Regions from separate parts of the Homo sapiens genome. Here region 1 is linked to region 2. A link is a contact called in ENCODE POLR2A ChIA-PET data. All regions are on one chromosome and are shown on one strand. Each heading gives the region's core, a stretch centred on a gene start or an enhancer-like site at or near the end of the contact. The rest is flanking DNA. Distances are from core to core; before and after follow the strand shown.

Evidence for each region. ChIA-PET counts read pairs that join two places held with the same protein, here RNA polymerase II (POLR2A).
Region 1: POLR2A ChIA-PET joins it to region 2 with 13 read pairs in A673. The contact joins two enhancer-like sites. POLR2A ChIA-PET finds 5 or more read pairs at or near these places in 4 of 52 experiments (A673, BJ, H1 and 1 more).

What each region holds. Positions count from the first base shown.
Region 1 is chr1:224,531,027-224,537,613 of GRCh38, forward strand. It overlaps a transcript of CNIH3 not described here. Among named protein-coding and RNA genes, the nearest start is that of CNIH3-AS2, 82 kb to the right of the region's middle. Within about 2 kb of position 4,830, at least 2 of the 41 ENCODE cell types and tissues checked have a DNase peak (open chromatin) inside an H3K27ac peak, as active enhancers do.
Region 2 is chr1:224,455,105-224,461,156 of GRCh38, forward strand. It overlaps a transcript of CNIH3 not described here. Among named protein-coding and RNA genes, the nearest start is that of WDR26, 23 kb to the left of the region's middle. Within about 2 kb of position 1,872, at least 32 of the 41 ENCODE cell types and tissues checked have a DNase peak (open chromatin) inside an H3K27ac peak, as active enhancers do.

The DNA of each region.
Region 1 (6,587 bases), core at 3,580-6,079, 79 kb after region 2:
GGAACTGGGGGTTCAGGGCGTAGGGCCTCTCTTCATCTTCCAATTTCCTCTTCCTATCATGTTGATTTGGAGACATCAAGGAGAAAGATTCAGGAATGTGAGAGTGGAGAAAGAGAATAGTGTATTCCAGCTGTAGTCACATCAGTGTCTTCATTTATTTAGTAACCATTAATAAATACCTGCTGTATGCCAAATACTGCCCTAGGCACTGGGGGTACAGTGGGGAAGATGACAGGCATGAACCCTGCCCTCATGAAGCCTGGAACTCCATGGAGCCTGGAACTCTATGGGGAAAACAGGGACTCAGTGAGTCATTAGTCATACTACTGAATGTTATGAAGAGGTGCACTGTGTACCTTTATATAATACAGGGGTCTAAGATAGGAAGACCCCACCTACGGTGTCTGGAAAGGCTTTCTAGGGAGAGCAGTGTTAAAGCTGAGTGTGGAATTAGCGAAGTGAAGCTCTAGGTCATAGGGAATGTGGTACTTTTGAAGAGTTGAAAGGCCAAGACAACTGGAATGAGTCAAGGGAGGATTGTAGATCAATGGAGATGTGTTGGAACCAGGTTATGCAGAGAATGAAAGAATTTTAGTCTTTATCCTAAGAGTAACGGGAAGCAATAGAAGGATTTTTAGCAGGGGTGTGACATGATTGGATTTGAATTTCAAAGTATGAATTTCACTGCACTGCGGAGAATATGTGTGTGAGTTCTGGACCCATCTGTGAGACATCCAAGTGACTGAGGTGGGCAGCTGGAGCTCAGGAGAGGGTCTGCAGCACAGAGGCAGATGAGAGACAATTGGCACAAATAAAACAAACGAAGTGGAGGAAGTCTATTTGGGGAGATGGTAGAGAGGCGAGAGAAGGCATTCATTCACTCTATAAACATTTATTGCTCCTGACTGCTGGTGTTCTAGGTACTTGGGTTGAAGAATAAAAAAGACAAAGATTCCTCCATTGTGGGGCCTGTATTCTAGTAAGGAAAGGTAGACGGTGGGGTGGGAGGGAAGTCAGACAATAAGTAACAGATCTATAGTAATAAAGATGTACTTATAAGGTATGGTGCAGAAAGACAAAATAGAGGAGGGTAAGGGGAGTGGGAACTCGGGGCATGGGTGGATTGCAATTTTAAATAGAGCGATCAAGGTAGGTTTTTCCACGAAGGTAAAGGAGAGAGCCACAAACGACCATTTCCCGTGCAAAGGCTCTAGAGAGTGCGAGGAACAGCACAGAGACCCAGTGTCTGGAGCCAGGAGATGAGGTCAGACAGAAAACAGGAGGTCTGGGCACAGAGGGCCTTGTGGGCTTTGGGTTTTAGTCTGAGATGGGGGAGCCTGTGGAAGGTTTGAAGAAGAAGGGTGGGATGATGTGACAAGTAAGAGGACCACTCTCATAACTGCGTTAGGAACAGACCTTGTCGAGGGCAAAGTGGAAGCAGCACCAGCAGAGGCTCTTGCAGTTATCCAGGTGAGAGGTGATGGCGGCTCCCATCTGGGTGGTGGTACTGGAAGTGGGCAGAAGTGGTTGTATTCTGGGCCTGAGATCTAGCTTGGAGCCCATAGGACAACCAACAGGTATTTATTAACATTTGCTAAATTAAGTGGAATAGAATCTACCTAACATAGTCACAAAGTCAGATAATAGAAATATTTTTGTTTTCAAGACCTTTTAAATGATCTAGGAGATAAAACTAAATGGAGTCAAGAATAACTGCAGGAATAATACCATCACCAATTTGTATCTACTAATGCTAAATGCTGTAGTAAAGACTTTATATATATCAGGTTGACTGTTTCGCAGCTTTATGTGGTTCAACTTAATATTATCTAAGTTAACCATTGCAACCACCTTGTGAGTTTAGATTATTCCTATTGTACAGATGAGGACATTGAGGCTCAGGAAGATTCAGTAGAGAAGTGGTGGCAAAGACAATAAAACAAAGGGTATAATGAAGGACTAAATAGTATCATTTATGTAATAAATATTATGTGAGTCTATTCAGGAGAAATTTATGTGGGCTGGCATCATTCAGGAACCTTCAAGGAACAGAGAAACCTGAGTCAGGCTGTGAGAAAAGGTTAGACTTTGTTGATTTGTGGAGGTGGAGAGGAGAATTCCAAATAGAGGAAAATGCTCTGGCAAAGTCATAGAGTTGGGTTACAGATTAAAGTATCAGAGACACCAGCATAGGAAACAGAGCAAGAGCATGTCTCTACAAAAAAAAAAAATAAAATAAAATTGGCTGAGAGTAGTGGCGCGCCCTTATATTCCTAGCTACTTGGGAGGCTGAGGTGGGAGGATCACTTGAGCCTAGGAGTTCAAGATTACAATGAGCTCTGAAGAGTGAGAACCCGTCTCAAAAAAAAAAAAAAAAAATCAGAGAGAGGACAGTCTGGCTGAATTTAAAAGTCTATCTGCTGTATCACTTTTCTAGTACTTTTGTAACAAATCACCACAAATTGGGTGGCTTAAAACAACAGAAATGTATTATCTCATCGTTCTGGGGGCTGGAAGTCTGTCATCGAGGTGTTAGCAGGGCCATGTTCTCTCTGAAGCCTCGAGGGGAGAATCTGTTGTGTGCCCTTCTCTTAGCTTTTGGTGCTGCTAGTAATCCGTGGCCTTTCTTGCCTCATCCAGTTTCTGCCTTGTTATCATGTGGAGCTCTCCCTGCATGTCTGTCCCTGTGTTTCCTCTCCTCTTTTTATAATGACACCTGTCATACTGCATCAAGGCTTGCCCCAATTCAGTCTAACCGCATCTCAACTTGATTACATTGGCAAGTTCCCATTTCCAAATAAGGTCACTTTCACAGGTACTGAGGGTTAAAACTTGAACATAGGCTGGGAGCACATAGGCTGGGAGCAGTGGCTTGCGCTTGTAATCCCAGCATTTTGGGAGGCTGACGCAGGTGGATCGCTTGAGCCCAGGAGTTTGAGACTAGCCTGGGCAACATGGTGAAACCCCGTCTTTACACAAACTACAAAAATTAGGTGGGCATGGTGGCACATGCCTGTGGTCCCAGCTACTCCAGAGGCTGAGGTGGGATGATTGCTTGAGCCTCGGAGGTTGAGGCTTCAGTGAGCCATGATCATGCCACTGCACTCTAGCCTGGGTGACAGAGCGAGACCATGTCTCAGATAAAACAAAACAACAAAAAACCCTTGAACATATCTTCTTGGGGAACACAATTCAACCATAACATCTGCTAAGCAAATTACTGTGTGTTGAATGAATGTATGAAATGGATGACATGTGATTGGATATGAAGAGTGTAAATGTTTGAGACTACTGAGAGTCTGAAATGTCTGGTGGAGTCTGGAAAATGCTTTACCCAGGATGGTAAAACTTGTTCATCAAAATGCTGGGAGTTGACTTTATAGGGTGAGGAAATGGAGGATTATGGTTTGTAATTTGGGATTTAAGACTTTTAGATCTTCAATCTGTCTATAGATGTCCCCAGATTTTTATCTCTCGATTCTATAAAAAATGACTGTTAAAAATACCAGTTGCCAGCTTGGAACACCCAAGCAGCAAGTCTGTGGTCTTAGAACAGAGATTATTTTTCTTGAGTTAAAGTCTTTGGAAGAAGCAGTAATGGACTCAGCAGAGAAAACATGGAAAAAATCAGTGGTGAGACTAGCATGAACATGGAGTCCTTTTCTATAACAGGAGAGTCTAAACATAGCTGCTATGATCATATATCACCACAGACAGTGTCTTCCACCTGCACCCCCTCAAGTTTTTTACAAACTTGACACATTACTTTCCTCACCTTTTCACAGCCGCATTACAGGGGCTGATCCACAATGAACAAGTCCCGGAGGTTGGTCTGTTTTTCCTAAGTACCTCTTGCCAATCCCCCAGTGGCAGGTGCAGGTGCCACCCTGGCAGGTACTCATCAGCTGTAGGCAGTGTGCCTTGCAGATTCAGCCTCTTCAGAAACACCAGGTACTCATAGACACCTACCGGCCTATATTTCCACATCTGTCTGTTCTGGGCTGAATTGTGTCTGCCCCCAAAAAAGATATGTTGAAGTCCTAACCCCCAGCAACTCAGATGGGATGTTATTTGAAAATAAGCACTTCACAGATTAAGTGAAGTTAAGGTGAGGTCATTAGGGCAGGCCCTAATCCAATAGGACTGATGTCCTCATAAGAAGAGGGGAATCTGGACGTAGACGCAGCGAGGAGAGCATCAAGAGAAGACAGAGACACGCAGGGAGAACTCCATGCCGTGACAGAGGAGGGCTGCAGCTGCAGCCAAGGGTGCCAGCAAACACCAGGAGCTAGAAGAAGTGAGGAAGGCTCCTCCCCTGCAGGTTTTAGAGAAAGCAGGACCCTGCTGACACCTTGACTTCAGACTTCAGACTGCAAGAGAATAAGCTTATGTTGTTTCAAACCATCCAACATATAGTAGTTTGTTACAGCATCACTGAGAAACAAACGGACTGTCCCTTTCATCAAGGTTAACGTGTCTGAAGTTTCATTTTCTAATGTTACTGTACTCAACTGAATTGACTTAGCAAATTAATTACTGTGAAGGGATTTACAGCGGCTGATGGCATAACAGGGGTGTGGGGAACTGCATGGTCTGTAGCAGGGACCTTGTCTGGCAGGTTACTGTCAAATGTAGTAACCGAGGAGAGTGGAATGAAGGGACACTACAAAGATGTGAACAGGGGTGAGGGAAGCACCAAGGATGCAAGGGAGGGCTGCTGCCACTGGGGCTGGTAACAGTGGGTGCCATTAAATCCACCTGTAGGCGTGAAGGAGGCAGGGCAAGGGCCTATTCCCAGAGCTGGGGACAGCGGTAGTGTGGCCGCAGGAGATGGCTGCCTAGTGGGATCTGTGGCCTCCTGTAGAGGCATGGGACCGCTGTCACCTGCAGCAAGGCAGGGAGGGAGCTAGAAGATAAACACCTGCTCTTTCTCTCGCCCTCTGGCTCTTTTGTTAACATCCCTTAACCAGAAGCTGGAGGGTAAAGGAACCTGTGGATGTAGTTGTAAAAGTCGGCCTCCCTGGGGTGCAAAGAAGAGTGGACAAAATTGGGGTCCCCAGCAGGGATGAGGATGGGAAATGTGTCCTGACAATGTCAGATGGGGCAAGGATCCATCTGTCAGCAGCCTACCCCTCCCCACCTTTGATTTGACTTTCCAAGGATATGCCTAGTAGAAAAAGTCTCCCTTTCAAGCCTATTTGCATTTTGGTGGCATCCCCTTTTTTTAATTGTGGGAAATAGCTGCCATAATTGTTGTCTTTTTTTTTTTTTTTTTTTTTTTTGAGACAGAGTTGTACTCTTGTCGCCCAGGCTGGAGTACAATGGCGTGATCTCAGCTCACCGTAACCTCTGCCTCCTGCGTTCAAGCGATTCTCCTGCCTCAGCCTCCTGAGTAGCTGGGATTACAGGCATGCGCCACCACGCCTGGCTAATTTTGTATTTTTAGTAGAGATGGGGTTTCTCCATGTTGGTCGGGCTGGTCTCGAACTCCCGACCTCAGGTGATCTGCCCACCTCGGCTTCCCAAAGTGCTGGGATTACAGGCATGAGCCACTGTGCCTGGCCCATAATTGTTTTAATTGTGGGAAATGCTAAGTCATAATGTAGAGCCCTTTAATGCTCCAAGGTGACGGGGCAGAGATGGGACAGATGAAACAAAATGGGATAGACAATAGTGGTCTTGTTAGCTCAGAGGCAATGATTGTCCAAAGAAAGACACTGTCTAGGGACAAAGTTAGAAAGAAAGAATCATATTAAAGGAAAAGAGGTGAGGGGGATTCCAGTTAGTGGAGAGAAAGTGCTGGAGAAAGACTTGGGAAGATGACTGGACTCAATCCTGAGGGAAGAGATTAGCGTAACAAATTTCTGAATGTGAGAATTAGAGAGGGAAAAACAGTGTCTTCCTTACAGGATTGTGGTGAGGAGCAAATGAATCAACGCATGAGCAAAGGATGGTCGCATCTGTGAAAGGAAATTCAATCTCGGGACCCCAAAATCCTACACCAAAGAGAAAAGTCAAGCTGGGAACTGCATCAGGCAAACCTGCCTCCCATTTAATTGCTAAATAAGATAGCTACAAAGATTTTTTAAAAAGGAAAAAAAAACTACATATCTCCATCACAATTTGCCCGCAAGGAAATTTTTATGGGCCTCAAGATCTTTACCCTGAAACGGTTCTGTTGAATTTCACTTTGGAAATGTAAGTTGATAGCTGATCTTCACAACTGCGGGACAAAGGACAGAACTCAAAGTCATCCCTCTGCTCACCTGAGACAAATGCATATCTGATTGCTTTCTCTGCCTTACTGTTTATGCAAAACTGCAGATGCACTGAGGCTAAGTGATCATTCCTCTACCCACCCCTCACATGTAAATCGTGTATTCAGTGAAAGGCTGATAAAAGACTGGAAAGACTGCAACCATTTGTCTCTTACCTACCTGTGATCTGGAAGCCCCCGCCCCCGTGCTTTGAGTTGTCCTGCCTTTCCAGACCAAACCAATGTACGTCTTACACATATTGATTGATGTCTCATGTCTCCCTAAATGCATAAAATCAAGCTGTGCCCCAACCACCAGGGCACACATTGT
Region 2 (6,052 bases), core at 622-3,121:
TACAGTTGGGCAAAATCATCTAACACAAAGCCTATTATATAATAATGTCGAATATTATGTAATTGAATACTGTACAGAAAGTAAAAAAACAGAATGGTTGTATGGGTACTCAAAGTATGGTTTCTACTGAATGTGTATTGCTTTCACACCATCATAAAGTTGAAAAATTGTAAGCTGAACCATCATAGGTCAGGGACCATCTGTATTTGAATGAGTGAGGTGGGGGCCTGAATCCACCCTCCTCCTCCTCTCACCACCCCATCCTCAGGATACACATAGACCAGTGAAGTCTGTCTTGGCCTTGTGAAACCCTTACCATCTGAATGGCCTAATGAAGTAGAACTTGTGACTGATAGGAAGACTTTGGAGAGGTTTGGAATGTTCTTTGACTTACCAGGAATCTAGTAGACCCAGGATTATCCAAATGTCACCAAACAGTGAGTTCAGTGCCCAGAGGGGAGGCCCATTATTAACCCTTCCTTGAGGTAGACACACCCAGTGTAGATGAGGGTGATGCTGGGTGGTCCCTGCCCAAGGCTTAGTCTGACCCTACTCAGGAAGGGGATATAATAGGAATAGCATTATGAGAGGTTCTTTCTGTTCTGTACCCCTTATGTGTTATAAGATAATGGAGGAAAATCTCAGTTGCCAAACCTGTGTCGGCCACATTAAAGCAACAGTTACTATATCAGTCATGGTAAATGAATGGTGGTCCAGGTATAAACATTGTTTTACCCCTTGATATTTTTATATGAAGCATTTGGCTTGAACCTTATGTTTGAAACATCAAACATAGTGTATTGTCATATTGAATATGAATACTACCAGTGTTTTAATAATAACTGACATTATATTTGTGGCACCACAGGTGTATCATTTTAAATTCTCTATATATAGCATTTAAAGTGTATAGTGACTAAAGTAATTACTGTTGCTTCATGTGGTGAATATGGGATGTGCCAGTTTAGCAGATGTGGTTACTCAACTCACATAAAAAGGTCACCTTAATCTGTCAGAAATCGTGGAAGTCACATCTCAAGTAGGATTGAAACATGCATAATATGGTCCATGAAGAGGGCACTCTTTTCTTCCCTGCTCCCCTCTCCTCACACCACCTCCTGCTTCTTTTCACAAGCTCTGCATTGTTCTGCATAGCAACGTTCCATCCACAAAAAGCTCCAGTGTGTAGGGGGTCTGAATCCTGTCTGATCCCTTCCCTAGCCCCATAGCTCAGACATGAGATGTGGTCCAGGGAGCAGCCTAGACAAGTGCCAATGGGACATGTAAAGATTCCCCTTTCTTTTCTTTCTTTAAGTGTTTTTTGGAGACAGGGTCTCACTTTGTTGCCTGGGCTGGAGTGCGGTGGTGCAGTCACGGCTCACAGTAGCCTGGACCTCCCGGGCTCGAGCCATCCTCCCACCTCAGCTTCCCAAGCAGTTGGGACAATAAGTGCGTGCCACCACACCCAGCTAATTTTTGTATTTTTTGTAGAGATAGGATTGTACCGTGTTGCTCAGGCTGGTCTCAAACCCCTGGCCTCATGAGATCCTCCCACCTCGGCCTCCGAAAGTGCCGGGATTACAGGCATGAGCCACTGTGCCCGGCCAAAGATTCCCCCTGTCTTTTTGACACTCTTCAGCTGTGCCCTCCCAGGGAAGACATTAGCTCACTCTGCAGCCACTTGTGCCATTCTCGTGCCCTCCTTGCACAAGGCCTTGTCGTAACTGCTTCACTCTCCTGGTCTGCCAGTGCAGGTATCAGTGATCCAAGAAGATACAGGAAGAGGCTTGTGTGGGAGTCGCCTGGAGCCCTCCATGGTATGTTGGCTCTACAAGAGCTAGGCATGTGGTGCCAGGGCGTGGGAGCAGCAAGGCCACCCCGCTCAGGCCTCTGCCCTGGAGGAAGGGTGGTGTAACTGCCCCTGGACGACAGCCTGGATGTGGCGAGGGGAGACGGTCCACACCCTGCTCTCAAGCATGGAGGTCGAATGTTTCTAGGTCAGCAGCTCAGGACAGCAGGCAGGTCAGGCCTGGTAGAGGAAGTGCATGTGAGGAGTCAGTGGGAAGTGAGTAAGAGATGGTGGTGGTAAACTAGGAGGTGCTCCTACAAACAGAATTGGATTTTCCCTTTTAAAACAAGGATGGCCGTAGCTGAGCCCTCCTCTCTCTCTCTGTGTGTGTGTGTGTGTGTGTGTGTGTGTGTGTGTGTGTGTGTCCGTGTCCTCTTCTGTTCTCCGCCCCTACTGAAGGAAGGAGATAGCTCTGGCTTCCAAAAGTAGCCTTGCAGCTGTAGGAGGACTGACTCTGCCTAGCCTTTACATTTCCCATGTAAAATTTAACAGTGCTTTCACAGAGCTTCTCTAAAGATCAAAGGGTACCCAACTGAATGGGAATCTGTGGTCTGGGGATTTTTTTTTTTTTTTTTTTTTTGTCTGTAGCTTCCCTTCCTCCCTCCCTGCAACACTAAGTAGACGAAATATTGGGCCAAAGGGCCAAGGAATCCTGTTAAGGGAGGAATCTCGCGGTCTCATTTCCAGCCAGGCACTTTTCTGTTCTTGTAACTTTCCAGTCGTAATTTGGGGATTACTGTTGATAACTCTGACACCTGGTGGTCATTTCAAAAACTGCACTCTGGAAGAATTAAACGTTCACTTTTATCATTTTTAGTTGTTTTTCCACCTCCAATGTCAGTGTCAATAATATGCATTTTATAAATTAGTGATTATTGTTAGTTGAATGATCTATAAGTAAAATCCTTGCACATGCATTCAACAGAATACACTAGGATAGAAAATTTCTGAAAGGTATACCAGAAGCTATACATGGTGGTCCCTAGAGAGTGCAGCTAGGTGTGGGGAGGAAGCAGACTTATTTTACTTTATGCCAGTTAGTGCCCTTTGAAATGGTCTTAAACAGAAATAGTGTATTACTGTAATAATTATAGTGAAGTACTGCACTTGGGCAGGATATTCCCTTCCAGGGCTCCTACCCTCTCCTGATTTTGCATCCAGGGACGTCCTCTGTGCTTTTGAATGTATTAAGGAGTGACGTACGGCTGGATTCACTCTGATCTCATTCACTGACAGTGGTGGGAGAGCCCAGAGCTGAGTAGAAACTGGTTCTGGGGCATCGTGTGGCTAGGGTGCCAAAGCCGAGAAAGGTCCCGTAGTCCCTGTGTGGTCAGCAGGGAAGGCAGCAGTGCTCTGTCAGTATTGATTCTTCAGGGGCAGGCTGCCCACTTACCAAAGTTATGCTTAGCAGAGGGGCTCTGGCTCACTCCCCGTCCCTCATCCTACCAGGTGTGAGGCTGCCAGGAGCCGATCGCACAAGGCTTGGCAAGGCAGATGCTCCCCAGCTCCTGACATCAGAGAGAAGGGCTGGGATTGTGGCCTGCGGTTGGTGGGCAGGAGAGCCTGGTCTGATGACAGCAACCACCCTTTGACTACCTTCTCTGTGGCTGTTACTGTCTGATTCCAACCTTCCACTGTTGAACAGACCTCCTACCACTTTCCTACTACTCCCCCTAATGATAACATACTGAACTCACTTTTATGAATTTGTTGAGACCTTACCACTTTTCAAGTGTGTGTTCAGGAACAGCAAACTTTTGTCTTGCTTGGATCCACCCACATACCCAAATCACCATGGGTATCAGACACACTGGGTAGCTGAGTGCTCAGAGGAAGATGCGAGGTATTCAGGGAAAGTGTCAGTGGGGTCTCCCAGTGCCTGTTTGGTCCACAGTTAGGAGAGGCCCTGCTTGCACTTCTAATACAGTCCCGGAAAGACGGGGCCAGAACTTAGGAGGGGAGCGCTTTGCAGCAACTTTTCAAGAAAAGGGGAAAATTTAAGCACCATACTGTTATGTGGTCCTTGTACCCAGAGGCCCTGTTCAGCTCCAGTGATCAGCTCTCTTAGGGCACACCCTCCAAGGTGCCTAAATGCCATCCCAGGATTGGTTCCAGTGTCTATTATCTGTTTGACTCCAAATGGCCAAACACCTGACTTCCTCTCTGGTAGCCTGGCTTTTATCTTCTAGGACATCCAGGGCCCCTCTCTTTGCCTTCCCCTCTTTCTTCCTTCTACTGCTTAGATCAAGTCTTCAGCAGACATCATGTGACCTTGAGGATGGATGTCACATGCTGGAGGAAACAGAAGGCCGAAACCCTGATGACTTCACAGAGCTGCCAAAACAGTTCCTGACTGTTTATTCCGGGTCTTTAACAAAGTGATGAAAAGAAATCCTTGCAGTATGAAAACAACTTTTCTATTCCATGGAGCCAAACCTCATTATAACAGATAACGTGACCCTCAGCGATATCCCAAGTATTTTCCTGTTCTCATCTATACTATGGCAAAGGGGCAAATACCTCTCAGTAAAGAAAGAAATAACAACTTCTATCTTGGGCGAGGCATTTCTTCTGTTAGAACTTTGTACACGGAATAAAATAGATCTGTTTGTGCTTATCTTTCTCCTTAGAATTATTGAATTTGAAGTCTTTCCCAGGGTGGGGGTGGAGTGAAGCTGGGGTTTCATAAGCACATAGATAGTAGTGTCTCTTAGCTTCCGTTTAAATATGGGGGTAGCGATGTGGAGGGCCCAGAAGTATCAGAGAGGAGAGACAGGCTGCTCTGATTGCCTTTGTAAAATGCACATTTGAGCTTGTGCAAAGCCCTGGGCCTGAGCTCAGAAAAAGCAAGGCCAGGAATGAGGCTCTTGGTTCAGTTCCCCTGCACACCCTGGGCGGGGAGGGGTTGTTAGAGTCATGGAACCCCTATTTTTTTTTTTTTTTTGACCGGGTCTTGCTTGGTCACCCAGCCAGAGTGCAGAGGTATGTGCACAGCTCACTGCAGCCTCAACTTCCTGGGCTCAAGCGATCTTCCTGCCTCAGCCCCCAGAGTTGCTGGAGCTACAGCCCCATGCCACTACACCTGTCTAACTTTTGTACTTTTTGTAGAGACAGGGTTTTGTCATATCGCCCAGGCTGCTCTCGAACTCCTGAGCTTAAGACCAGGTTGCTCAAGTGATCCACCCACGTCGGCCTCCCAGGGTGCTAGGATTACAGGCATGATCTACCCCTCCTGGTTTATCTTTCTTAAGCTTGGAGTCATCTTTTTAAAACAGCCACAATGAGGTATAATTGATATACAATACACTGCTTATATTTAAAGTGGATAATTTGATAAGTTTTGCCATATGTTTACATCTGTGAAACTGTCACCACAATCAACAGGGGGATCATATCCATCACCCACAAAAGTTTTCTTAGGCCTCTTCCCCCTGAGAAAACCCTCTCTCTGGCAGCCACTGAACTGCTTTCTGTCCCTGCAGATTCGTTTGCATTTTCTTAAGTTTTATATAAATGGAATCATAGAGTACGTGCTCTTCTTTTGTCTGTCTTCTTTCACGCAGCATAATTATTTTTTAGATTCTTGTGTCTTGTGTGTGTCAATTCTTTTCTTTTTATTGATGAATAACATTCCATTGTATGGATATACCACATCTGTACAGTTTGTTTAATCCATTCACCTGTCGATGGACATTTGGATCACTTCCAATATTTGGCTATTAAAATAAAGCTACTCTGAACATTTGTGTATGTGCCTTTGTGTTATTCTTGGGTATATATCCAGCAGTAGAATGCTAGATCATGTGGTAGGTTTTTTGGGTTTTTTTTTTTTTAGATATGTGGTCTCATTTGGTCACCCAGGCTGGAGTGCAATTGCGTGACTATGGCTCACTATGGCCTTAAACTCCTGGGCACAAACAGTCCTCCCACCTCAGCCTCCTGAGTAGCTGTGAGTAGCCGGGATTATAGGCGAGAGCCACTGCATCCAGCCAGTTGTTTTTATTATGACTTTACCCTTAATTCATTGTATATTTTATTTAAATTTAATTTTTTCTTTTTTTTTTTTTGAGATGGAGTCTCACTCTGTCACCCAGCCTGGAGTGCAGTGGGGCGAGCTCAGCTCACTGCAACCTCCACCTCCTGGGTTCAAGAAATTCTTGTGCGTTGGCTTCCCGAGTAGCTGGGACTACAGGCGCCCACCAC